2 separate regions of the Homo sapiens genome follow, and region 1 is linked to region 2. Evidence: read pairs that join two places in POLR2A ChIA-PET (ENCODE). Cell type or tissue: endothelial cell of umbilical vein. All regions are shown on one strand. Each heading gives the region's core, and the rest is flanking DNA. Links, peaks and the distances in the headings are about the cores only.

What was found. ChIA-PET counts read pairs that join two places held together with the same protein. Peaks named below come from ENCODE experiments on the same cell type or tissue, not always from the same donor. Only the 100,000 strongest peaks of a DNase experiment are listed, where the experiment ranks them.
Region 1: POLR2A ChIA-PET joins it to region 2 with 7 read pairs; 2 of 35 experiments call an interaction of 5 or more read pairs at or near these places.

What each region holds. Positions count from the first base shown.
Region 1 is chr10:5,480,033-5,485,416 of GRCh38, reverse strand. No RefSeq gene overlaps it. Among named protein-coding and RNA genes, the nearest start is that of CALML5, 17 kb to the left of the region's middle. RefSeq lists an enhancer at 5,246-5,295 and a cis regulatory region at 5,149-5,384. In endothelial cell of umbilical vein, for the core only: no CTCF peak of the experiment used is centred there; no DNase peak of the experiment used is centred there; H3K27me3 peaks cover 20 bases.
Region 2 is chr10:4,856,403-4,861,786 of GRCh38, reverse strand. It overlaps a transcript of AKR1E2 not described here. Among named protein-coding and RNA genes, the nearest start is that of AKR1E2, 33 kb to the right of the region's middle. In endothelial cell of umbilical vein, for the core only: no CTCF peak of the experiment used is centred there; a DNase peak (open chromatin) is centred at 2,406.

The DNA.
Region 1 (5,384 bases), core at 78-5,077, 620 kb before region 2:
TGCAGGATGGATGGAAAACACAGAGAGGACCAGCTGTTTCATTTCTAGGCACCTCACTTCTAACCTGGAACCGGTTCCGAGAGGAAGGACCAGGAAGACCCATGTGTCGGGAATGGTGGACAGAAGGAGTGTGCTCAGCTGCCGCCGAGAAGACCACACGCTGGGTGCTGAAAAGATGGGGGGACCTGCTAGGAACCATGGCCCTGGGCTAAGTCGGGGATGAAGGCGGGAGCTGCTGTGCTGGACTGCAGCTCAGCACAGAGACAGTGAGCCTAGATTGCAGAGCTGCCCAGGGAGGGATGTCACCTTGGGGGATGGAGGCTGCAGGTGCTCCTCAGACCTTAGGGAAACATTTGGGAGGGAGCTTGTTGAGGAGATACAGGCACCTCAGGGTGGCTGGGCTGGATGGACTTTGATGACCCTTCCTTTTTTGAGACCTGATGGTTCTCTAATTTGGGAATCATTTCCAAAGATGGGTCTAAAAATCCTTGTTTCATTGGAAATAATGAGTTTGCTATGATGCTTAAGACCAAGCATGTCACCATTTGTTATTACTGCACTTTTCCCTGCCGTTTTCCTTTCCTTTTATTTTTAATGGATGATGTTAGGTTGCAATGACATTTTGTTTCTATATAAATATTTAAAGGTCTTCATAAACATATAAATGTCTTCATACATTTTTGTTTGCTTCTAGAACAATGTGTATCCTACTATTGTATTTTTGCTACAGTATATGAACGTGGAGGTGTGCATAAGACAGTAAAACACTATTCACCAAAAGATAAAAAAGAGATATTTGCAGGATGTGGAATTATGAACATTTTTTTGTTTTTATATGTTTTCTAATTTTGCTTCAACAAGCACATACCTGTTTTTACAAAAGAAGAAAAACAGATGATGAATAACATAGGTGCATCATTTATATCCACGATGAGCCAGAGCCAGCTCCTGACTCATGAGACTGACTTTGTGAGCTCTTCACTGCTGCAGGGATACAGCTGCATGAAATACAATGAATCAGCTGTATCACGTTGGCAACTTGAAACTGGCCCTGGTGGTAGTATTTACACCACAGCAATTGGCAAATGCTACAAATCAGGTCCTTTTTCCCTTGGAAAGCTGGTTGTTAACCATGTACCAGTCCACCGCTATTTATATTATTCATCAATCAGTAAAAAATATTTAAGCAGTAGAGGGGTATGGGGTATGGTTTTCAAAATCCGTAAATGACATGAAAAATAATTTGTTTTCGAGTTTTCCATAACTACAGAGCTTTACAGTTTCTATTCCTCCCTCACATACATGATCTCATTTAATCCTTAGGACAATGCTAAAATATTCTTATTTTATAGATGAAATACTTATTTCAGATTTTATGACAGGTAAACTCTGGTAGAATTGGATTGTTCTAGATGAACTGGATGTTCTACTAGAACATCCACATTGACTTTGAGAAATTCGGAATGCCTCTAAAAGCCACCTAGAACTGGAGTTTTCGTCTTTTCTGAGAGTTTTAAATGTGTAGGAGAACTTTTTGAAAATCCTCCATCAGTATAAAATCATTTCAATTGTGTTTCATGAGGCTGCAGTTGTGTAATTTTGACATTTCTTTCTCAGTGTCCACCCCTTCTCCGCTCAGCCTAGCACCATGTGCATCCCACCCTCGTTCCTTCAAGACCTTTCCTGTGGCCTGATTGATTGTGCTAAGGGCCCAGTTTGGTCTGGACAGGAAGACAACAGAAGGGAGTGAGGTCAGAGGGGACCGTTGGATGGAGGGTTGGAATGTGAAAAGGGGTCACCAGCAGATTTCAACACAGGTACTTTTTGCCTGGAGCATTTAGGACCTGATGCATTCCAAATAAACAATAGGTTTTTGCTTTTGTTTTTGTTTTTTTGAGACACGGTCTCTCTCTGTTGCCCATGCTGGAGTGCAGTGGCACATTCCTAGCTCTCTGCAGCCTCAAACTCCTGGGCTCAAGCAATCCTCCCACCTAGGGCTCTTGCGTACACAGGACTGCAGGTGCACACCACCAAGCCCAGCTAGTTGTTTCTTTTTTTCTTTCTTTTTTTTTGTTTTTGAGATGGAGTCTCATTCTGTCACTCAGGCTAGAGAGCAGTGGCACAGTCTTGGCTCACTGCAACCTCCTCCTCCCGGATTCAAGTGATTCTTGTACCTCAGCCTCCTGTGCAGCTGGGATTACAGGCCGGTTCATTTTTGTATTTTTAGTAGAGATGGGGTTTTGCCATGTTGGCCAGGCTGGTCTTGAACTCCTGACCTCAGGTGATCCACCCGCCTCAGCCTCCCAAAGTGCTTGGATTACAGGTGTGAACCACCGCGCCCGGCCTTGTTTCTTTTTTTTTTTTTTTTTTTTGTAGAGATAGAGTCTTGCTATGTTTCCTTTGCTGGTCTTAAACTTCTAGGCTCAAGGGATCCTCCTGCTTTGGCCTCCCAAAATGCTGGGATTATGGACCTAAGCCACCCTGCCAGGTCCAAATTTGATGTCCAAATGCAAACAATCCCAGTGACTGAAAATAAACCAACAATGTATTTGGAAAAATTAGTATGATACACAATTTAGGATAAAATGTTTGGGAAGAAATAAGCAAAAGTTGAGGATATGTTGCTGTCATTTGTGATGTTGGCATGAATATCATGGTGGGTCTCATTTTGAGTCCCTTTAAAAGCCACTTTGTTATTTTTATGCTTCTGATACTTAGATTCCCAGAGAAATAGTCATCTACTGTATTTTAGAAAGTAGAGTGGAAATTTATCTTAAACTACAGAGGAGAAAAAGGTCAAACTTCAGTATTTTGAGTTAAATGTACACATTCATTCAGTAAATGTGTTTGGATAACTGTTGCGAAGGCTCTGATGATGTGATATGAACAGGACAGAAATGGTCTCTGTCCATGCAGAACTTACCGTTCACTGGTGAGGGGGCCGTGGGTTGAAGGGGGTCTCCAAAAGGGTATGTCCAGGCTCTAACACCCAGTCATGTGAATGGGCCCTTATTTAGAAATAGGGTCTTTGCAGATGTAATTAAGGATCTCGAGGGGAGATCAGCTGGATTTAGGGTGGGCCGGAAATCCACTGACTGTTGTCCTAAGAGAAGGGGACACAAACACAGAGACCCAGAGACCGCGGTCATGTGAAGACGGAGGCAGAGACTGCACGGAGGGGTCCTGGCTGCCCTGGATGATCAGAGAGATGTGGAGGGATTCTCCCTCAGGGCCCTGCCTGTTGCAGGTGGTTAATCAGGCACCAGCCGGGCAGCAGAGGGCTCCCCTGCCACCCACCAGGAATGTCAGGGGATCATCGGGTGAGAGTTCAGCAGTTATCCCACCGCCTATCTAAAAACAATCATTGATCACAGGCTCCAGGGAGAGGTGATTCCCCAAACAGATAAAAAGTCTCGAGATGTGTAATCGGCTTCCAACAAAGTCTCAGAAATGGGGCGAGTAGGCTCGGGGATGGGCATTAAGAGACAAAACGGAGGAGTACGGCCTTTGAGGGCACTCCACTGGAAAAGGGAAGAAAGTCTCAGGGAGGGACACCCACCACTTCCTAAACTCAGGGCTCGGTGTTGGCCTCCCGGGGCTGAGGAGGGCACCGCGTGTGCAGGCGGCCCACCCTGAGGGAAAAAGCACGGAAGAGGAACGGGACCCCGGAAGGATGCCAATGTTTCCAGCCCCAAATCCAAAGGTCAAAGGCTGCACTCGTCCTTCCAGGGGTCCGCTTGGGTCTCTTCCAGTTGTTCTTCCCTTTGTTTCCTGCTCCAGAGCTTTTTAATAAACTTCCACCGCTGCTCTGAAATTTGCCTTGGTCTCTTTTTCTGCCGTATGCCCCTCTGTTGAATCCTTTCTTCTGAGGAGGCAAGAATTGAGGTTTTTGCCGACTTGCCAGTAACTCGGATATTTGCCACCCCTAACATTCCCACACCTGTGGCTCAGACTTCTGGCCCCCAGAACTGAGAAACGACACATTTCTGCTGTTTCAGGCCACCCAGTCTTGGTACCTTGCTACATAGTTGTAGGAAACCAACACAAGGGGGTAAAAAAGGGCCAGACATGTTGTTACAAGTGCATGTCCTGAGGAGAAGCACGCTGGTGCCTGTGGCGTCCTCACCGCAGAGCGACCTGCAATGAGTCCGCCGCTGCCCAGGTCTCCTCCCGTGTCCTGGATCAACACAAATTAGGAAAATGAAATGAGTGGTTACACAGCAACTGTGTTTGGTAGAAAGACATTTCAGGAACACGGGATCCTTGGCCGGAAGAGAGTTGGGAGCCGTGCACCAGATGTTCTGAGAGCCCCTCCAGCCGTGAGGACGGAGCCCACCAGATGTTCTGAGAGCCCCTCCAGCCGTGAGGACGGAGCCCACCAGATGTTCTGAGAGCCCCTCCAGCCGTGAGGACGGAGCCCACCAGATGTTCTGAGAGCCCCTCCAGCCGTGAGGACGGAGCCCCCAGGCCTCAGGGGGCGAAACGTGAGGCCCTGAAGCAAGAGCTGGGGAGTGGGGCCGGCCACGGGTTCATCTTGAGCCCAGCCCTGCTGACAGCTTCTGAGTAAGAACGGGAGATGGGGCCTCCTGTTCTGCGTGGCCTCTCAGAAAGTCCGAGAAGGATCTCAGCACAGGAGAAGCTTCATCCCTTGGTGTCCTTGGGGCTGTCACTCATGACCTGCCACCCCAGGGTTGGATAGGGTGGGTGGAGATGGGAGGTGATGACCTCGGGGCCCTCCAGGGAGGGGAAGGCAGGAGGGGTCAGCCCAACCACTGCCAGGAGGGGAAGCCTCAGGACCGCCCTGTGAGGCGGGAGGGCCTTCACCAGACTGACTCTGCCCTTCCCACTGAGGGGCTCAGATCAGCTTCATGAGTGGCAGTGGACAGCTGAGCTACTGAGTTCTAGAAGGCACCGGGCATTGGTGGGGCAGAGCCTCACGTGGACCCACGTGGGGAAAGAAGCAGAGGCTCCGTCACGGGGAGTTGTCGTGACCTTGAACTTGGCATCATCTTTGAAGAAGCTGAAGGGAAAGAAGGAATGACAGGTACGAGAGGGGGTCAAAGTGTTTTGTGCGTGTTTGAATTGGAAACACGTGCCTGGGTTCCATGTTGGGCAGAGCCTCTTGGACATGGTTTTCTCATTTGCAAAATGGAGACAGGGACACTTCTTCCTCTGCTTTATCACGCAGTCCTGGGTCAGGGCCACTCTGGGCCTGGTGGAGTGTGGTGCAGGTGCCGTGGCAGGGGACAGCTGTGGTTGGTGGAGTGTGGTGCAGGCACCATGGCAGGGGACAGCTGTGGTTGGTGGAGTGTGGTGCAGGCGCCGTGGCAGGAGACAGCAGTGGTTGGGGTAGTGCTGTGCACATGCCGTGGCAGGGGACAGCT
Region 2 (5,384 bases), core at 312-5,311:
AAAAACAAACAACCCCATCAAAAAGTGAGTGAAGGAATATATCTTTTAGGCCACACACAAAAAGTTCACTTATCTATGGTAAATTATTTCAAAGAATTTTTGACTATAAAGACATATTGGCCAGGCGCGGTGGTTCATGCCTGTAATCCTAGCACTTTGGGAGACCGAGGCGGGAGGATCACTTGAGGTCAGGAGTTTGAGACCAGCCTGGCCAAAATGGTGAGACCCCATCGCTAATAAAAATACAAAAATTAGCTGGGCGCGGTGGTGCAACTGTAATCCCAGCTGCTTGGTAGGCTAAGGCACAAGAATCGCTTTAACCCAGGAGGCAGAGGTTGCAGTGAGCCAAGATCACGCCATTGCACTCCATCCTGGACAATGGAGTGAGACTCCATCTCAAGAAAAGAAAAAGAAGAAGAAGACATATTGCACATTTTTACTCCCCTCCCAAAAAAATGTTCTATATTTGCTAATGTGCTCTGGGATGATGATTAGTTTTTAGAGTTTTTTTAATTAAATAACACATTAAATCTTCTTTCTTAAGGTTGAAATAGATGTCCGAAAATATTTCTGTCACTGTGAGATTTTGTTGTTAAAATGATAGAAGTGTGGCACCTACAAAAATTTCCTGAACACTTTAAAAGTTTTGGATAGAGTGTTTTAATCTGTTTAAAAATCTTCCAAATAAAATGTTTTGTAAGTTTTGAGCCTGATTGATTACAATTACATACCAAGAGCATATCAGAGGAGATTATAATGTACTGGTCAAATTTCAAAAATTATACAAATGGCAAAGGGGACTGAGAAAACCATACCATGATTTATGAAGAGGACCCAAAGACGGACTTCCCCTATGTGCATCGAAGCATCTCTATGAGGCATCCTTAGCTGCAGTTGACTGCCATGAAAACCGTATTTCAAATTAAACTGAATGTAGAATCCCAAGGTTCACATTTCTAGGTCAAAAAGCATTAAATCAAGAAGGACCAACAAAAAAAGCCAATAAAGCATATTCATACCATTGCTTTGAAAAGAATTTGGTATTAATCACAATATATTAGAGAGAGCACAGAGTTTGGGTTATTAATAAAGCTCTTATTTTTCGATTTTTAAATTTAATCTTCAGATGCTCTAAGAGTATTTAATAATGTATACATCGTATTAGTAAAGCAGTACATTCATATAGTAATAAATCAATAAACATGGATATATTTCTATGCAAATTCAAAAAGCTTTACTGATAGAGGTGCAATCAAAAAAGTTGGCAGCCACTATGAGGTTCCCCTTGTGTGAATCAGACAGGACAACAATGCTGTCCTTGGTCATAAAGGTTCCTCAGAGAGAGTATGAAGAGTCCATCACAACAGCTATCAAAACTGGCTCTTGCCACATAGATTCAGCTTCTGTCTATAAAAACGAAGAAGCAGTTGGATGGGCTATTTGTCAGAAGATTGCAATGGCACCGTGAAGAGAGAAGACATATTCTTGACCTCAAAGGTGCCTAGTGCCCTATGGACTCATCTTCTACCCCCAGCCTCTAACTCATTATTTTAAAAACACAAATCCAATATCATGACTTATCTCTGTAAAGATTTCCTGTCAGTTAAAGTTTAAGTTCACTGGCCTGGAACATGGGGGGATAGTGTAGGCCTTGCCAACTGTTAAATCAGGAACTGGAAAGGATCTGAGGTTTTTGCCCCAGTAGAAATATAATAGTCAGCTCCTGACAGTCATACTTGCTGACAATAGATAGACAGACACTGGCGGAAGACACAAGGGCCCTGCCTCAGGAGCTAAGATGGCTCACTACTCTTCAAAAGCAGCAGCCAGAGCCCCATCTGGTGCCTCGATCCCCAATTCCCACAGGTCAACTCCATGAGGGCCAAATGGCACCTGCACATGCATGGAGTGCATTCTAAGGGAGACACCACAAAATTAGAAAATTCTGATCTTACACAGAGCCACTGCTGACCTGTCTATTCTCCTCTCCAGAGAGAGATCACTCATGTAACGTAAGCCATTCTTTTTCAGAGAAAGGAAGGACAGTCTTCCTCTTTTTACCTTAAGATATCTAAAGAGAGATCTGACCCTATTCTTCACTTTCCTGGAATTTCACCTCATACAATGGCTGTAAATGCCTTTGCTCAGAAAACCCAGAATTGGCAGAAATATGAGAAGTGCGGGCAGAATTGTATCCCCACACTTAGATCTTTAGCCTCACCTCTCCTTTTCCTATGCTAATTCTAGCCAGAGGGGAAAAACTGTTGCTTTTTAAGACCATAGTGTTCTTCCAGGCCTCATGATTTTGTTTGCATTTCTGACTGTTTTTCTTTCTCTCACATATCAAATAACTACTCAATGTCTTATCTTATATCCAGTATATCCTGTGCCATGTCTTCCTCCCTGCCTCTTGGCCTCTGGTACCGAATGTAGTCGTAGCACATATCACACTCAACGTTTCATTTTCCATTTGTTGTGCCTGATATTTGTTGTGTTTCAACTGACAGAGTTGAGAATAGAAACGATGCTTCATTCATATTTGTATCCTAAACCCAATACATAGACTAACACATTGGGATTCAATTTATGTGGGTGAAATAAATGAATAAATTGTGACAAAACTTCAAAGACCATACATGATCTCGTTGATAAAATCCAAATTCCTGGCTGGGTGCAGTGGCTCACATCTGTAATCCCAGAAATTTGGGAGGCTGAGGCGGATGTCACCTGAAGTCAGGAGTTTGAGACCAGCCTGGCCAACATGGTGAAACCTCGTCTCTACTAAAAATACAAAAATTAGCTGGTCGTGGTGGTGGATGCCTGTAATCCCAGCTACTCAGGAGGCTGAGGCAGGAGAATCACTTGAACCAGGGAGGCGAAGGTTGCAGTGAGCTGAGATCACGCCACTGTACTCCAGCCTGGGTGACAAAGTGAGACTCCATCTCAAAAAAAAAAAAAAAAAATCCAAATTCCTTAGTATGTGTTTAAAGTGATCTGATTTCTACCCACCTTTTCAGCCTCATCTTCCACCACTCATCTCCATGCATTCTAGTCTCTGGTTGTGCCGACGAATTGCTACTCCCCTAGTGCATGCCTTCTTTCCACCTTGAAACACCATATAGAACATTGTAAAAGCTGCCTGAAATATTCCTCTCGTCTTGGGCAGTCTTTCTATTGAACCTTAGGCATTCATCTAAAATGTCTCCACCACCCTGGCCTGATCTTCCACACACTTTCTCTCTGTAGTTCTATGCTAACTTGTGTTACCTCAATTGAAGCACCAATTGCATTGAAATAATTATTTGCTTACATGACTATCTCCACCATTTAATATTGTGGTAAAGACCAAAGACAATTCATCTATTCATTTTTAATGGGGAATATAGGATTCAGCCTGCTGTAGGCTCAATGAATGAATGAATGAATGAATGAAGAAATAAATGAGTGGGTCTATATAAAAACAGTACCCAACTTTCCTTTTTTTCTTCATATATGTAAGATCTACTCATATGCTTACTGACTCCAATTTTCAAATGGCCTAAAATTGATCTTCTCAAATTTGTTTCCCTGGAGTAGTTAACACTATGAGCTACGTCAAACAAAGTCAAAGAATAAGTATGACTCATTTTGACTCGTTTTCCTGAAATGTCAATGAAAGAAATTGACAACATAGATAATATTTATATTAAAACTAACATGGTAAAATCAACAAACTAACTTTACATCCTAAGGAACTAGAAAAAGAACGAAACCGAATCTAACAGAAGGAAGGAAATAATAAAGACAAGAGAAGAGATATATAAAATAGAAAATATTTACAAAGGTAGAAATAAACAACAATGAAACAATGAGTTGGTTCTTCAAAAAAGGTCAACAAAATTGAAAAACATTTAGCTTGCTTTACTAAGAAAATTAAAAAATGATAAGACTCAACTGAAATCAGAAATTTAAAAACTCATTTAAATAAAAAAAAGTATGAGAGAGTAGTGTAAAAAGTTGTATGCCAGCAAGTTAGATAACCTAGATAAAATGAACAAATCCATAGAAACACATAACCTACCAATACTGAATCATGGATGAATCTTTTTAAAAATTTTTATTTTTATTTTTAATTTCTGTGGGCATATAGCGGGTATATATATTTATGGAGTACGTATTAGTCTGTTCTTGCATTGCTATAAAGAAATACCTGAGACTGGGTAATTTACAAAGAAAAGAGGTTTAACTGGCTCACAGTTCCACAGGCTGTATAGAAAGCATGATGCTGGCATCTGCTCAACTTCTGGGGAAGCTTCAGGAAACTTACAATCATGGCAGATGGGAAAGAGGGAGGGGCACTTCACATTGTTGGAGCATGAGGAAGACAGAGAAGATGTGTGTGTGGGGGGTACTACACACTTTTAGATAACTAGATCTTATGAGAACTCATTCACTATACAGTACCAAGTGGGGGATGGTGTTAAACCATTCATGAGAACTCCAACCCCATGATCCAATCACCTCCCACCAGGTTTTACCTCCAACACTGGGGATTACAATTGAACATGAGATTTGGGTGGGGAAACAGATCCAAACCATATCAGGGTACATAAGATGTTTTGGTACAGCCACGCAATGTGAACTAATGAATTATGGATGAGTCTTGAAAACAATATGGTAAGTGAAATAAGCCAGGCATAAAAAGGCAAATATTGTGTGATTCTACCTATATGAGGTCCCTAGAGGAGTCAAATGTATAGATCAAGAAAGTAGACTTGTGGTTGCCAGGGGTTGGAGGAGGAGGGAATGGGGAGTTATTGTTTAATAAGTAGAGAGTTTCAGCTGGAGAAGATGAAAATACTCTGGAAGTGGATGATGGTGATGGTTGCACAACAATGTGAATGTACTTAATACCACCGAACAGTAGAGTTCTACAGTTGATTATAAACCATCTTCTAAAGAGGACCAAAACAAGGCAAAAATTGTCCATGGATGACAAAAGTCTCAGGACAGTTACAGTCAAAAACATAATTGACAAAGAAATTTGGTTACCTCTGTGCCATGGAATGATTTTATGTAACAACTAGTGTATTAATAACATACACTAAGTCATATCAGAATTATAGCAGTTTCCCATAATTTTGGAACATATACTAATAATACATTTATACAAACACACCTGAAAGAAAATCAAACACCATTTCATATTTGACAATGCTTCCTGTATGACTTTTATACCAAATAAGTCAACTGTCACTGTTGCATTAGTGCATTATTGATGTCAGACCTAATTCTTAATAAAACCTTATAGATAAATGTATCCAATCGTATTCACTTTGACCATAAGGTAAGATTCTTATAAAGCTTTTATAACCCTTTATAATTTTTGTTAAAGAGCAGGTCAT